Linked DNA regions of Homo sapiens: region 1 is linked to region 2. The links are chromatin loops, found by intact Hi-C in ENCODE. Cell type or tissue: natural killer cell. All regions are shown on one strand. Each heading gives the region's core, and the rest is flanking DNA. Links, peaks and the distances in the headings are about the cores only. Region 1 has its middle 110 kb from the start of MIR5195. Region 2 overlaps LOC102724977 (a long non-coding RNA gene).

Evidence for each region. Hi-C counts contacts between places; a loop is a spot of excess contacts. Peaks named below come from ENCODE experiments on the same cell type or tissue, not always from the same donor. Only the 100,000 strongest peaks of a DNase experiment are listed, where the experiment ranks them.
Region 1: it touches region 2 in a loop (9-fold over the local background); 5 of 110 quality-filtered maps call a loop at or near these places.

What each region holds. Positions count from the first base shown.
Region 1 is chr14:106,734,240-106,742,578 of GRCh38, reverse strand. It overlaps IGH and IGHV1-69-2. Among named protein-coding and RNA genes, the nearest start is that of MIR5195, 110 kb to the left of the region's middle. In natural killer cell, for the core only: CTCF peaks have their summits at 1,095 (motif pointing right), 1,295 (motif pointing right), 4,089 and 4,290 (motif pointing right); DNase peaks (open chromatin) are centred at 1,300, 4,328 and 5,438; H3K4me3 peaks cover 1,608 bases; H3K27ac peaks cover 2,176 bases.
Region 2 is chr14:106,658,250-106,666,588 of GRCh38, reverse strand. LOC102724977 (a long non-coding RNA gene) reads right to left here. Exons shown (of 2, transcript XR_001751026.1): 2 at 194-292. It also overlaps IGH and the pseudogene IGHV3-65. Among named protein-coding and RNA genes, the nearest start is that of LINC00221, 180 kb to the right of the region's middle. In natural killer cell, for the core only: CTCF peaks have their summits at 612, 2,348 (motif pointing right) and 4,767 (motif pointing left); DNase peaks (open chromatin) are centred at 2,260, 2,678, 3,318 and 4,768.

The DNA of each region.
Region 1 (8,339 bases), core at 216-8,215, 76 kb before region 2:
TGTCTCAATGTGAATGAAGTCTTCACTCAGATAAGTACACATATTTCAACATTGACTGTTTCCTGACACAAGCACATATATCCAATGTTAAACTGTCTTGCGACAAAATGATCTCAAGATAATGATAATTATAAACTCCAACCCTGAAAACCTGTGGATCTGCATTTTGTCCATTGTAACATAACTTCTTCTCATTGTCAGAAACAGTCGTTTGCAGCTATAAATGCACTGATTACAGTCAGATTTCCATTTTCTCTGGAAATGTATTTCTTATGTTCTTACTGGACTAATTTGTTGACAATGTTTGCTCACATGAAGATACCTGAACAGTGTCCACATTAGAGAATAAGAAAGAGCAATGGGCAGATTAACCCTGTGCATCCAGATGCAGGAATCATTTGACTCTGCCTTCCCTGAAATGGAGACACAGAGGATGGATGAGCAACGCTGAGTGGTGCACCTACGACCACAAAGAGAAAGACGTGGAAATATGTCCCATCCCCTCCTCATGAAAGGCAGCTCATCCCCTGTTCCTTCAGGCCCTGGTGAGGAGCCACCCCATATCTGTGTCTTTCTTCAGTGTTCACACTATGGAGTCTGCACTGATCTGGGTTTCCCTTCTCATCACCCTCAATATTAGTGTCCCTTGTAAATCAGGTCCAGCTGTGGCTGCTCATAGGGTTGTTCTCAGTCTATTTCCTCTGTGTTCATAGAAGTCCTGTATGAAGTTCAGTGGTGGAGTCAGAGGGGTAAACGTTGTACAGCCCAGTGATTCACTGAGACTTTCATGCAAAGTGGCTGGATTCACCTTTGCTGGCAACAGCCTGAGGTTGGTCTAGCAGGCTTCACAACAGGGATTGTGGTGGCTGGCAACAGTGAGTCAGCAAGTGGGAGTGCTCAGGGTTACTCTTCATGAGTACAAATAAATTAACTGGTCCAGCGACACCCTTTCACGTGCACTCTACCTTACAATGACTAACCTGAATGCCAAGGACAAGGTTGTGTAATACTGTGAGGTTCACAGGAGAGGGATTATCTGCACGAGCCCAGACACAAAAATCTGCAGAGACAGGAGGGAACTGCATGATAGATGCTGCTCAGAAGCACCAGCGGGCACTCAACACAAGGGGGCCCTCAGGATACAGCTGGGGGCGCTCAGGACACCAGGGGGTCACTCAGGATACAGCGGGGGACGCTCAGAACCACCAGGGGGCTCTTAGGGCACCAGAGGGCATTCAGGACCACCAGGGAGCCCTCAGGGCCACCAGGAGGACCTCAGGACATGTCAGCGTGCTGGAGCCACCAGGGGGCGCTGAGGCAACCAAGGGACGCTCTGAACCGCGAGGGGAAGGAAGCTCAGGACCACGAGGGGACGCTCAGGACACCAGGGGGCGCTCAGAACACCAGTGGGCACTCAGAACAGGAAGAATCTCTTAGAAAGCAGCTCCACATCAGGATCCTGGGAGGCTGTGGAGAAATGGGAACACTCATAAACTGTTGAGCATTTAAATTAGTACAACCGCTATAGAGAACAGCTTAGAGTTTCCTCAAAACCTGACGATAGTTATCATTATAATCTGGCAATCCTGCTGCTGGTATATACCCCTAAAAAGGAAATGTTTTTGCACTACCATGTCTGTAATAGCGCTGTTAAAGCACTGTTCACAACAGTCAAAATTTGAAAGCAACCTATGTGCCGATTAACACATGAATGGATAAATAAAATATGGTACATATAGGATATGGGTTAATATTATGCCATAAAAAAATGAGATTTTATCATTTGCAACAACATGGATGAAACTGGAGTTCATTATATTAATTGAAATGAGCCCAGAAGAGAAAGACGAAATTCACATGTTCCCATTTGTTTGTGAAAGCTAAAAATTAAGACAATTGAACTCGTGGAGATAGAGAGGGAAAAGATGGTCCCCAGAAGCTGGGAAGGTCTATGCTAGATGGGGATTATTGGGGATGGTCAATGGGTAGAAAAGGTGATTAGAAATAATAAATAACACATAATATTTGATAACACAACAGAATAAGTATAGTCCTCAATAACTTAATTATAGATTTTAAAATAAAAGTTTATGAATGGAATGTTGGTAACTCTATTAATGCTTGAGAGGATGTATAAACTATTCTTCATAATGTGATTATTATGCAGTTCATGCTGATTCAGAGTTCTGTACCCCATAAAAATATACATGTACTATTTACCCACAAAGATTCAAAATTTAAGTGTTTATGTGTCTAATATTCTGTAACTATATTACATTAAACCTAAGAACACACTGGCTTTTACACACTACTGTCATCCACATAGACATTCATAGCCTTCTTTCTCTGCTTGTCCATAATCCCACACTCCAAAATGAGAAAACCTCTCCTACCATATGACATTAATTTACTTAGTGCACAATTTCAAAATACACAAATCGTCTTTAGGATTGTTAAACTGACCCTTGTTGAAAATATGTTTATCAACTAGAATACAGTGCTTATGTGGAGCTTATTTATATTTTACAATCGCAACATCAAATTCTTTCCAAGTTTCTTGTGTCCAATATTTATGCCCCACCTTCTTCAGGGTAATTAGTTCAAACCTTCTGATTGTTGTTAGATATTTTTATACAGCTGTCTTTTTTTGTGTTTCATGACCTGCTAAATACTTTCGAAGTTGTATGCATTTAGGTTAACACTTTGTCTCAAAAAATATGAGTTTTCAGAAATTCTTTATGCCATGTGTCCATCATTGAATATCATAAAAATAGTTTCATTGGCCGGGCATGGTGGCTCACACCTGTAATCCCAGCACTTTGGGAGGCCAAGGTGGGCGGGTCACGAGGTCAGGAGATCGAGACCATCCTGGCTAACACAATGAAACCCCATCTCTACTAAAAATACAAAAATTAGCCAGGCGTGGTGGCAGGCACCTGTAGTCCCAAATACTCAGGAGGCTGAGGCAGGAGAATGGCACGAACCCAGGAGGTGGAGGTTGCTGTGAGCACAGATCGCACCACCACACTCCAGCCTGGGTGGCAGAGTGAGACTCTGTCTCAAAAAAAAAAGATAGCTTCATTGTGATTAAAAAATGTGTTTCACCTAATCCACACACCTTCTCCCCACCTTCCTGGGAAACCTCAAATGTTTACTGGATCTATATTTTTATCTTTGGCAAAACAGCCTGGCTGTTTTCTTAGCCTCTTCTGCAAAGCATCAAGATTCACCTTCACTGACTACAGCATGAATTGAGTCCAGATGGCTGGGGGACAGAGGCTGGAGAGGGTGGTAACAGTGATTGATTCAAGTGGAAGTTCTCAGTGATATTCTGCATCAGCACAATAAAGATTCACAATTCCCAGGGACACCAATTACCAGCACAGTCTCCCTTAAAATAATCTACTTGGAAGCTGAGGGGGCTCTCACAGGGGTAGGCAGTGTATTACTGTGAGAGATACAGCGAGGGACATTTCTGTGAGTCCAGACGGAAACCTCCCTGCAGGGAGACAAGAGAGGACTTTGTGATAAATGGTGCTTAGGACACCAGGGGGCACTCAGGACAGCAGAGGGTGCTCAGCAGAGCAGGGTGCGCTCAGGACATGGTGTGTGTTGTAGGGGGCATTGCTCAGGATCACCAGGGGGCTCTCAGAACCACCAAGGGTCACTCAGGAAACCAGGGGGCGCTCTGGACACCAGGGGGAGCTCAGAACCACCAGGTGGTACTCAGGACACCAGGGGGCGCTCATGACCAGCAGGGCATGCTCAGGGCAACAGGGGGCTTGCAGAACCCCAGTTCCAACGCCAGTGTTGGAAGCACTTTTCATTGGCAAGACACTAGGAAGGAGAGCAAATTGGAGGCTTGTTACTGTGCAAATATGCCACCGTGAGTGTGTGTGGGGGGGGTAGGTGGGGGGTGGACCTTGAAACATAAGGTGTGTGCGTAAAGTGATAATCTGATGTAAACTTCGACCACAGAATCCTAAAGAAAAAAAAAAAAGAGGCTGCCCCAAAGTCCCCATCAGTTCCTGGACTCGCCATGTGTCTGGACCATATCAGTGCATCTGGAGCTCCAGGGAAGGGGCTCCCTGGTGGATTTAGTGATTCCTTGCTTCCTGTGCCAAGGTCTCCCTGTGGGATATGTTAGGTTTCCTAAGGTCTATTTTCTAGTGTAAGAAGTGATGTGAGAAGTAGTTGCTGTCACTGAAGGAGCATTCTTAGCCAGGGCACAGCCAGGTCATACTGGGCTTGAGATGCTGGGAGAAAAATGCTCTGTGAGCCCAGAAAAGAACTTCCCTGCAGGGCAGGAGCTGAGCTGCAGGGGGCGCTCAGGATGCACCCAGCACAGGATCCAGCTCTGGAGCAGGTGCACAGGAGGCTGTGGAGGGGTTTTCTCTCAGGGATTGAATATTCCTTATTTCAAAGCCATAATGACATAAAATTTAAATAAGAATTTAGCAAGTACTGATGTGTCTTTAGTATTCTCTTGCATACACAGAGGCTACCAAACCCAATAACTTAACGCAAAACACATTTAAAAGGAGAAATGTCTAGGCCTTTCAAATGTATTTATAGTTAGGAATTGAGGGGTGGTTTTATTAATTCAATGGGTGTTACTCTCCGGAGACACACTCATCCCAGAAGTTAGATGTGCAGAGGGCAAGGCCCAGGAAAAGTTCAGATTGTCAGTGAGCCATAGGAACAAGAAATCACAGTGAGGACAATGCCCTGTGAGATTCTGGGTTTCTGTAAGAGGAGTTCTGTCTTCATGGACTTCTAAGTGTGTCAGAGGACAAATATCATTAAACAAAGTTCAGGGCAGGGAGCTCAGTGTCCCACTGTGGCATGGTCCGTGTGTCACCTATCTTCTTCCCCAGGGTGGGGTGGCCTAAGCTATGAAATACCTGCCTCATGAATATGCAAATGCAGTGGTGTCTACCGAGGTAAATACAGATCTGTCCTTGCCCAGAGAGCATCACACAACAGCCACATCCCTCCCCTACAGAAGCCCCCAGAGAGCAGCACCTCACCATGGACTGCACCTGGAGGATCCTCCTCTTGGTGGCAGCAGCTACAGGTAAGAGAATCCTTAGTTCCAGGGCTGATGAGGGGACTGGGTCCAGTTAAGTGGTGTCTCATCCACTCCTTTCTCTTCTCCACAGGCACCCACGCCGAGGTCCAGCTGGTACAGTCTGGGGCTGAGGTGAAGAAGCCTGGGGCTACAGTGAAAATCTCCTGCAAGGTTTCTGGATACACCTTCACCGACTACTACATGCACTGGGTGCAACAGGCCCCTGGAAAAGGGCTTGAGTGGATGGGACTTGTTGATCCTGAAGATGGTGAAACAATATACGCAGAGAAGTTCCAGGGCAGAGTCACCATAACCGCGGACACGTCTACAGACACAGCCTACATGGAGCTGAGCAGCCTGAGATCTGAGGACACGGCCGTGTATTACTGTGCAACAGACACAGTGTGAAAACCCACATGCTGAGAGTGTCAGAAACCCTGAGGAAGGAGGCAGCTGTGCTGGGGCTGAAAAGATGACAGCATTTATGAGGTTTAAAGTGTTTAGAAGATGGGTTAAGTCACAGAGTAAAAGTAGAAATAGAAAGATGTATACATTCCAATTATATAGGAAATAATCTTTTCAACTTTCACCCTGTAAGTAACATTCACAGAGTGGGAAAGGCAGCAATCAATGGAGTGGATGCAAACATTCCTTTGTGAGGACATAAATTTTAAAATCGAATGGATAAATCATTTGGAGCAGGATTGCTTGATCACATGGTAAGACTAAATATAATTTCTAAAAAGTGACCAACATTTCTAACAAAATGTCTTTGCCACTCCTTTTACATTAATTTTATTTTAAAACATTTTTAGGATTGCAGCAAATTTGAGTAGAATAAACAGCATTCCCATGTACTCCTGCCCAAGACATGCACAGACTTCTCCATGATCAACACCCTGCGCTGAAGTAATAAATAACTTGCAACAGATGAACCCACATGGACACCTTGATTGTTTCCTTTCCTGGTGGCCCCTGGTATAACAAGCCTAAATTACCTTGAAGCACCCCAGGTTCTTCTAGTGGGTTACAGGAAATGATGCCAGGTAGAGGGAAAGTGAGTGGGGATGATCCTCTTTGCACTGTTTCCTCAAGAATCCATAAAATGTACATTGATTTAGAGCTCAACTAACTCCTGGTTTTCTATGCCCCTTTCCAGAAGGTAAGGTCTCCAAGAATTTACAGCAGGGGATCTCCTCAAGAGTCCATAAAATGTACAGCGGTTTAGAGCTCGTCTGACTCCTGGTTTTATATGCCCCTACCAAGAGGATAAGGTCTCCAAGCACTTACGGCAGGGGTCTCCAACCCCTAGGCAGTGAACCCGTACTGGTCAGCAGCCTGATAGAAAGCAGGCTGCACAGCAGGAGATGAACAGGGGGTGAGCATCACTGCCTGAGCTCCGCCTCCTGTCAGATCAGCTGCGCATTAGATTTTCCTAGGAGCCAAATTCTATTGTGAACTGTGCATGCAAGGGATCTAGGGCGACCGCTCCCTATGAGAATCTAATGCCTGATGATTGCAGGTGGAACAGGTTCATCCCATAACCACCTGCCTCCCTCATCCATGGAAAAATTGTCATCCATGAAACTGTTCCCTGGTGGCAAAAAGGTTGGGGACCACTGGTGTAGAGGCAGGTCTGTGCAACTAAAAGGCCAGTGGCTTCTGCTGAATCCTATAATTAATGTCCTTTAATGAGAAGTGGAGACTTTGGTCATGAGGGCTTTCGTGAATAATGCCCTTCAGTCGGATTCAAAACACTGTAAGATCTTGTGGGTGTTTCTGGATAAAGCACTTTGGGCAGAAAATGCAAACACATGCATGAGATCCAGGCAGGAAAAACAAAGCTTCCTTTACAAAGTGGTTTGGCACGTGGAAGGAGCTCTCAGGGTTGGGCACTGTACCCTTTGCTGACTACACTTTAGCCAGAGGCCTGAGCCTGATTGGGTCACAGGTTACAAAAACGTCTGTCATCCTTCAGCTGAGCAAGCATATCTGCGTGCTTGTCAGTGTCCACCCCATGAGGGGTGCACTCTGGAAGATGACAAGATGTACACAAACCTTCTCCCACTGATTATCCACTAGCACACACTCAACTGCAACCCATGCTCCAGAAAGGGACAGGGGCCTGCAGGGATAAACAGAATGGAAGTATTTTATTACCTGGGAAAGACACTGCCAAATATCACGTTTCAGGAAGGTTAACTCATAAGTGTTCAGGAAGTGACTGAAGGGCAGTGGTGGGTGAGCTGACGGGACTGCCTCAGGGCTGCACATGAGGAGGGCTCCCTCCCACACAGCCTTTTCCTCCAGGAGCTACACCAGAAACTCATAGAAGATCAGGAAGGATTCTGAGAACATTCTTCTGTGGTGCTGCCTAGAGGGGGAAAATAAATTATAAAAAATAAATCAATTCTAAACAAAGTATGACATTTGTTATTAGAACCATTTCTGAAACCTGTGGGAATCCTGACATAAGCCACCATTCTCTGTGAATAAACATATAAACACTCCTTCCATGGGGAAGTCAACGAAGTTGGATCGGTTCTTTCATGGATAACATCCCCCAAAGTCCTCTCCATTCCCTGAGCATCCCCGGGTCTCTCAGTGACAAGTTCTCCTCAGTGGAATGTGGTTGATGTAGTGAGATCTTCAATTTTCCCGTGTTCTGTGTTCTCATGTTCTCCCCTTATCTGAGATTAAGAAACTCGCCTGCATGTGGTACATCACAGTCTAATGTCTCTCATGGACAAAATAGTGGCCACAGCAACCACCGGCGGCCACCATCCCCTCCACAGCCTGTGTTGGAACATCACCTGAGAGATTGTATTAGCAACTTTCCTTCAGAATCATCTTAAAAACTATGTGTCCCATTTCACATGGAGATGTCATCTATCCATTTTCTCTTCATAGACAAATAGAAGGAGATGAATACCCAATACACTTCATATCTCCGGATTATTCAAATACGATTGTCACTTTATCACCTTCTGATTTCTGGCCTTCGCAGAACACTCTATAAATTTTTCTCACTGGTATTATACCAAAACTTACAAAGTGCTGGATACAGGGATTATTTTAACCAACATTATTCTAATGATTCTAAGAATGTAGAATTACAATTATCCTCTTTTCATATATGGATAAACTAACCTATGCCTTTGAAAATAAACCCTTACATAAGAGTGAAAAGGTAAGCTATAGATTTGGAGAATTTCCTTGCAAATCCGTTATTTGGAAAAGGGATTTTATCACAAATATACAAATTAAC
Region 2 (8,339 bases), core at 219-8,218:
GGGATGCCCAGGTGTTTCCACTTGGTGATCAGCACTGAACACCGACTACCAACCATATGAAGTCTGGGCTGAGCCGGTTTTTCCTTGTTGCTATTTTAAAAGATAATTAATGGTGAACTAGAGATACTTAGTGTGAGGGGACATGAGTGAGAGAAACAGTGGATAGTGTGGCAGTTTCTGATCACGATGTCTCTGGAGGTGTCCAGTGTGAGGTGCAGCTGGTGGAGTCTGGGGGAGGCTTGGTACAGCCTGGGGGGTCCCTGAGACTCTCCTGTGCAGCCTCTGGATTCACCTTCTGTTAACTACTGCATGCAGTGGATCTGCCGGGCTCCAGGAAAGGGGCTGGAGTGGGTAGGTTTCACTAAAAACAAAACTAATCGTGGAACAACAGAATACGCCGCGTCTGTGAAAGGCAGATTCACCATCTCAAGCGATGATTCCAAAAGCATCGCCTATCTGCAAATGAACAGCCTGAAAACCGAGGACACGGCCGTGTATTACTATACCAGAGACACAGTGAGGGGAGGTCAGTGTGAGCCCAGACACAAACCTCCCTGCAGGGGCGCGCGGGGCCACCGGGGGCGGTCAAAACCCACTGAGGACAGGACAGGTCCCAGGAGCAGATGCTGGGGTAGTTTTCCTTTCTCATCAGCTGGAGAAGTCAGGTTTGTATTTGCAGGACTCTGCAGCATTCTAGGCTGTGACATTTTATCACTTGTATTTATTATGACTTTATTATCGTTAGTATTTAAATTTTAGTAATTATTAAAATTATATATAAGTACATTTTAAATATGTACTTTGAAGATATAAATATTCCTAATTATTTGCACTGATTCTTCCAGAGTTTTATTAACATTTGTTGACATCAGCAACTACATAGCTATAGGGACATAAATTTATAAACATAGAAATATGTATCGGCAAGACATGGTGGTCTGTGCCTGTAACCCCAGCTTGGGAAGCTGAGGCAGAAGTACTGCTTGAACCCAGAAGGCGGAGGTTGCAATGAGCCGTGATCGCGCCACTGCACTCCAGCCGGGCAACTGAGACTCCATCTCAAAAAACTAAATAAATAAAAAGAAAGAAAGAAAAAAAGATGTACAAATACACAGACCTATGCATATATGTGTAGGCATTCATATTAAACATTAAGATAAAATAATTCTAAAAACATGTCCTGAAGAATCAAAATTAATGATGAACTAAATATAAATTATTAGAGTAATTCATAATTGATTTTGGTTATTTTTAATTGTTTACATGTTGTGATTTTACACAAAATATTAGTCATTTATCCTGATAAAACAGGTCAAAATGTTATATCAAGAGTTTATTTACTTTGTATTACTAATAATATAAAATGTTCCACATATTTTTAGCCATGTTTTACTTATCTGTGAAATGTGTTTATTAATTTTTCATTTTAATATGTCACCTTTATCTTTCTAATTTCCTGGATTTAATTCCACTACAGCTGAATGCATTTTAATAATTATTGTAATCACATTTACATTTTTTATTTGAATTTTCATATATATTTTATTAGGATTTTAATATCAATATAAATATTTTCCTACCATTGTCTATTTTCTATTTTTATGATATAAAATTAACATAAAAATGCTTAGATTTTCAATGTACAGCTTGAGGGCTTCTGACAAATGTGCGCACAAATAAGAATTATTTGCTTACTTTTTAGTGTATACTGAGGAGTGGGATTGCTGGGTAAAATGATATCTCTGTTTTAAGTTCTTTAAGAAATCTCCAGTCTGCTTTCCAAAGGGGCAAGATTAACTTATATTCTTCTCATCAGGGTATAAGTGTTCTCTTTTCTCCAGAGTCCCACCAGCATTCATTGTTTTTTGACTTTTTCGTGATAGCCATTCTGAGTGGTGTGTTGCTGCACACCTACAATCATCTCATATTTGATAAGGCTGATGAAAACAAGCAATAAGGAAGGGACTCCCTGTTCAATAAATGGTGCTGGGACAACTGGCTAGCCATGTGATGAAGATTGAAGCTGGACGTCTACTTTCAACATACATAAAATTAACTCAAAATTGATGAAAGACTTAAATGTAAGACCTCAAACCATAAAAATCCTTGAAGACAACCTAGGAAATACTCTTCTCGACCCCAACTTTGACGAATAATTTTTGGCTGAGTATCCAAAAGCAAATTCAACCAAAACACAAATAGATGAGTGGGACCTAATTAACTAAGGAGTTTCTGCACAGCAAACCCGCCAGGAGATAGATGCTCAGGACACCAGAGAGAACTCAGTTAAACCAGGGGGCGCTCAGAACAGCAGAGTGTGCTCAGGACACCAGGGGGCGCTCAGAACCACCAGCAGGAGCTCAGAACAGCAGAGTGTGCTCAGGACACCAGGGGGCGCTCAGAACCACCAGCAGGAGCTCAGAACAGCAGAGTGTGCTCAGGACACCAGGGGGCGCTCAGAACCACCAGCGGGCGCTCAGAACAGCAGAGTGTGCTCAGGACACCAGGGGGCGCTCAGAACCACCAGTGGGCGCTCAGAACAGCAGAGTGTGCTCAGGACACCAGGGGGCGCTCAGAACCACCAGCGGGCGCTCAGAACAGCAGAGTGTGCTCAGGACACCAGGGGGCGCTCAGAACCACCAGCGGGCGCTCAGAACCACCAGGGGGCGCTCAGGACGGCAGGGGTCGCTCAGACACCACGGTTCCCTTAGGAGGCAGCTCCACATTAGGTCCCTGGGCAGGGTGGGGTTTCCTTTTTGAACTTGCTATTTTTTGACCTTGTAAAGCAAAGGTCTTCCCCAGGATCTCTTAGTATTTCTTCCTTGTAACTCATGTCTTGTCTTGTTTTGTTTTTGTTTTTGTTTTTTGTTTTTGGTCATCTACAAAAACTTAAACTTAGAACAGTTGATTCAGAAAGGCAGGAAAGCAGGCATTCCTCTAAGTCTCCCCTGAGACAAATACATATATGATTTCTTCCTCCCCACTATAATTTATGTAAAAATGAAGATTCACTGAGTCAGACTAAATTGTGTATTCAGTGGAAGGATAATAAATGACACAAAAGAATGCAACCTATTGTCTCTTATCTTCTTCTAACCTGCAAGCCCCCATTTTCATTTGTCCTGGCTTACAGGAAAAAAAAATGTACATTTCACATGTATTGACTGATGTCTCATGTCTCTGTAAAATGTATAAAAGCAAGCTGTACTTCAATCACCTTGTGCACATGTCTCAGGACTTCCTGAGGCTGGTTATGGTTGGGTTCTTAACTTTGGCAAAACAAATGTATTAGTCTGTTCTCCTGCTGCTGATAAAAACATAATCAAGACTGGGTAACGTATAAAGGAAAGAGTTTTAATTGACTCACATTTCCACGTGGCTGGGGACACTTCGCAATCATGTCAGAAAAGGAAGGGACATCTTACATGGTGGAAGACTAGAGAGAGCTTGTGCAGATGAATTCCCCTTTAGAAAACCATCAGATCTAATGAAACTTATTCACTATCATGAGTTCATCATGGGAAAGACCTGCCCCTATGATTCAATTACTTCTCACTGGGTTCTTCCAATGACACATGGGAAATGTGGGACTACAATTCAAAATGAGTTTTGGATGGGGACACAGACAAACCATATTAATAAACTTCCTAAATTGACTGAGACCTGTCTCAGATATTTGTTGTTTATCCTACTCATGTACAGCCTTCAGAGTTCCAAAGCCTATATCAGTTTTCCAGGATTGTTTCCCCTTTTTGTTGGTTATTTCCTCCTTTATTTTCTATGTTTAGTTCCCTTTTTCTCCCACTATTTTTTCATCATTGGGATGTGAGACTTCACAACATTTGAAAGGTAGGTAACAATGAGCTATCTTAACAACATGGGACCTGTTTATCTAAGAGTAATCCATTCTATCAATGAAAGATAAAACAAAACAGGAGACCAGAAACTCATTTGGTTGTAAAATGCTTCCTCTGAATGATTTTGAAAAGGAACAGGTGGGGAAAATATAAAAGGAAAATAAAAACTTGTGCTGTCAATTCATTATGTCATGAGGGGGGAAAATCCTAAAGGATGATCCATGCAAGAAACTGATTTTCCTTTCATTCCTAAGAGAATAGCTACAAATAAAAAGTTAAATATCTTCACAGATAGCTACTCTTTGTTCATTTTACTTTATATAAAGTGCTAACTTAGTTCAGGAGAACTACATAATTTTTCTGTTTCCCTATGTGCTTCTCTCTCATTACAACATGTAAATTTTCATACTGTCCCTCTTTCCCCTCTATCCAGCTTTCCCCCCTTTTTTGTATTGAAAGCCCTGAAAATCATCTTTGGGGAACGGCACTGACCACAAATTTTTCTGTGATTACTTGTATTTTCATTCCAGGCATGCCCTAACTTTGGCAAAATTAATTTTAATTTGATTGAGATCTGTCTCGGAAACCTTTGGTTTACACTAGGAAAGATCCCAAATTACGAGTCAATTACTATAAAGCTCAGCCTTCCCACTGTGTATGTGTGTGTGCATGTGTGTGTGTGTGTGTGTACACGTGTGTTTTAATTTTTGTGGGCTTTGAGCCATGTAGTTCTCTCTGTGGACATACTATTTGGCGTGATCTTTGAATAGAGAATTCTGAAAGAAATAAGAGGCTCCTATGAGTTCTCTGAAAGTTTCTGGACTCACCATGGATCTTGACTGTGTCATTGCATCTGACAGTCCCAGGGAACAGACTCTCTGGTGGTTTCAAAGAATCTGTGCTTGGGCTCCCCCTGCAGTTTACTGGGTACAGTAATGTTAAATCACTGTTTCGAGAGACAATTTCGAAAGCATTAGATGCTGCTGAGAGAGGATTGTGAACCAGGGGACAGCCCCTTCATTCTGGGGGAGCGACATTGGGAGAATATGCTCTGTGAGCCCAAACAGCATCCTCCCCTGCCGGGTGAGGGCAGAGCTGCAGGACAGGCCCAGAAACCACTCAACACAGATGTCAGCCCTGGAGCAGCTGCAGAGGAGTCTGAGGAGAAAATTTTACCAGCATCTGAATTACACTTATTTCAAAACAAAAATGCAATTAAAAAGTTAAAATAAGTAATTAATGTCCAGGCACAGTGGCTTACACCTATAATCCCAGAAATTTGGGAGGCTGAGGTGGGAAGATTTCCAGGAGTTTGAGATCAGTCTGTGAAACATAGTGAGGCTTCATCTTTACTTTTGAAAATAAAATAAAATAAAACATAAATAATTTAGCAAAAACTACCGATGTGTCTTCCATATCCCATCGTACTTAGAGCATTGATGTAACCCAATGAGTCAATGAGAACCAAATTTGAAAGGAGAAAATTTTAGAGTTTTCAGATATCTTAAGAGTTGGAAGATGTAGAACAAAACTAATTTTATCAATTCAATGTGTGCAAACATGGAGAGACACACTCATGCCAGTAGTTCAACTTGCAAAGGGCAAAAACCAAAAAAGTTTGAAGTTGCTAGTGATCCATTTGTAGGTGAGATCATTTTGAGGATCATGTCCTGTGAGAGGCTGTTTCTCTATTAGAGGAGTTCTGTGCTCATGAAGTGCTGGACATGCTAGGGGACAAATATCAGTAAACAAACATCAGAACTTGAATGTCAGCTTCCCCCTGCTGCATTCTCCGTGTGTCATCTCTCTGTTATTTCTCATGCTAGATCAGGTCTTTAGCTATGAAATATTCCACCTAATTTACATGTCAATAGCTTGAAGTCTACTGAGTTTAATTCATATTTTTTCTATATGTTACAGTTACAGTTTGTCCACAAGGACAAGGTTTGTCCACAAGTTTGTCCACAAGGTTACAGTTTGTCCACAAGGACTCAATCATAGAAGTGCAGAGTCCTTTTCGGGCCACATTTAATTCACTTTATCAGTGCCCTTCAGTATGTGGTTCCTGAGAATTTCACATGACAACACATTTACCACACTGGAATTTAAGCAATCCAACACATGTTTGTAGCTTTATCTTGTAATAGGCTGTATTTCATATGGCAGCCTCTGCTTCAGTTTAGCTAACACTATGGCTTTGTTTCTCTCTACAAGAACTTGTTTCTCCCAAGATTTCCATGTTTGTGAAAGGAAAAGAAATCTCTGGGACCCCCAAATCACTAAGCCAAAGGGAAAAGTCAAGCTGAAAACTGCTTGGGGCAAACCCACCTCCATTCTTTCCCTAAAATGATAGCTACTAACTGTCAGGCCTCTGAGCCCAAGATAAGCCATCATATCCCCTGTGACCTGCACATACACATCCAGATGGCCGGTTCCTGCCTTAATGGATGACATTCCACCACAAAAGAAGTGAAAATGGCCTATTCCTGCCTTAACTGATGATACTATCTTGTGAAATTCCTTCTCCTGGCTCATCCTGGCTCAAAAGCTCCCCTACTGAGCACCTTGTGACCCCCTCTCCTGCCCGCCAGAGAACAACCCCCCTTTTTCCTTTACCTACCCAAATCCTATAAAACGGCCCCACCCCTATCTCCCTTCGCTGACTCTCTTTTCAGACTCAGCCCGCCTGCCCCCAGGTGAAATAAACAGCTTTATTGCTCACACAAAGCCTGTTTGGTGGTCTCTTCACATGGACACGAGTGAAACTAAGGTTTTAAAAAACTACATACCTCCTTCAAAATTTGACCACAAGGAAAAACCTTGTGGACCAACAACAGACAGAGTCATTTCTCTGCTCACATAAGTCAAATGCCTATCTGATTGCCACCATTTCTCTATTGTTTTGCTAAGCCAGACTAAGGCCTACGTGACTATTCCTGTAAATTGTGCATTCAGTTAAAGGCTAATCAGAAACTCAAGAGAATGCAAGCATTTGTCTCAAACCTACCTGTGATCTGGACGCTCTCTCCCCACTTCAGAAAGTCCTGCCTTTCTGAACCAAACCAATGTACATCTTACATATATTGATTACTGTCCCATGTCTCCCTAAATTGCATAAAATCAAGCTGTGTCCCACCACCTTGGGCATATATCGTCAGGACTCCCTGAGGCGGTGTCACTGCCATGTCCTTAATCTTGGAATACGAACTTCCTAAATCTATTGAGATTAGTCTCAGGTACTCTTTGGATTACAGGTTTGTTTTTTATTTCATAACTTCAATTATCTGAAATACTAAACAAAATTTGCCAAATTGTACATTCTCTTGTTACTGTTGTTGCAAAAAATATATTTATGTAACTTATATATAATTTATCATCTATGTGTGTTACCAAGCTGAGTAGCAGATTTATTAGTAAGACTTAGAGAGAGTAATGAAAAATTCAAATGCCAGTTAGTAACTTAATAGAAAAACAAATTATGCTACATTTGTTTGCTGAAATGCTACCCATTATTTGTAAGAAATAAACACATGCAACATAAAAGATTTAATTCTCAGTATTTCTATTGAGAAAAATAATCCAAATACATAAGAGCATATACTATATTTTTTCATTCTTATAAATTCTAGAATATAAAAGCTAGTCAAAAGACATGTGAAAACATCAGTAGATTTATAAAGAAATGGTAGAAGAAGGGAAGGAGAAAAACCAAAAAAATATAAAAGAGCAAGAGGAATGCTGAGGGGAGTTGACTTGTCACCTTCTTAAAAATAGAGATTTTATTTTTCAAAGTTTACTATTGTACAGAATAAATATGTGAATTTTCTTATCTGTCAATTAAACCTCATAAAATTTATTACAAAAAAACTGAAATTTTAGACAAAAAGAGGGTGATAGGAAGGAACAAATAAATATGTTAAATGTCAAATATACCTAAAAATTTATTTGTCTGACCCCTAGTTTTCTCCGTATTTTTAGGTAAATGCAGCAAAATCACACAGGTTGTCGTGGCAGGAAGTGGATTCTGCAAACCACACTAGGCCCGTTTATCTCTGTCCTAGAGTTGGTTAAAAGAGCAACTGAGGCCAGCTGTGAGGAGCATAGGCCCGGGTACTAGGACTCACTCATGCCAGATATAAGCCCTTAGACACATACATAGCCCCTCCATGTGTGGGTTCACTTTTACATCTGTACATGAAGAAACCACTGATTCCTAAATAACATAATTTATACACATAGGTAAAAATAATTAAAAATGTGATAGTTATTAAGTGTTTATCACACAACAATTTCACAATAAAACAGCATTTTCCCAAATGTAATCATTGTCATCGAAATCCCCAAGGACACTCTCATCTGCCCTGGGCCCTGCCCTCTCCTCAGGCATCTCACCCCAGAGCTTGCTATATAGTAGGAGACATGCAAATAGGTCCCTCCCTCTCCTGATGAAAACCAGCCCAGCCCTGACTCCGCAGCTCTGGG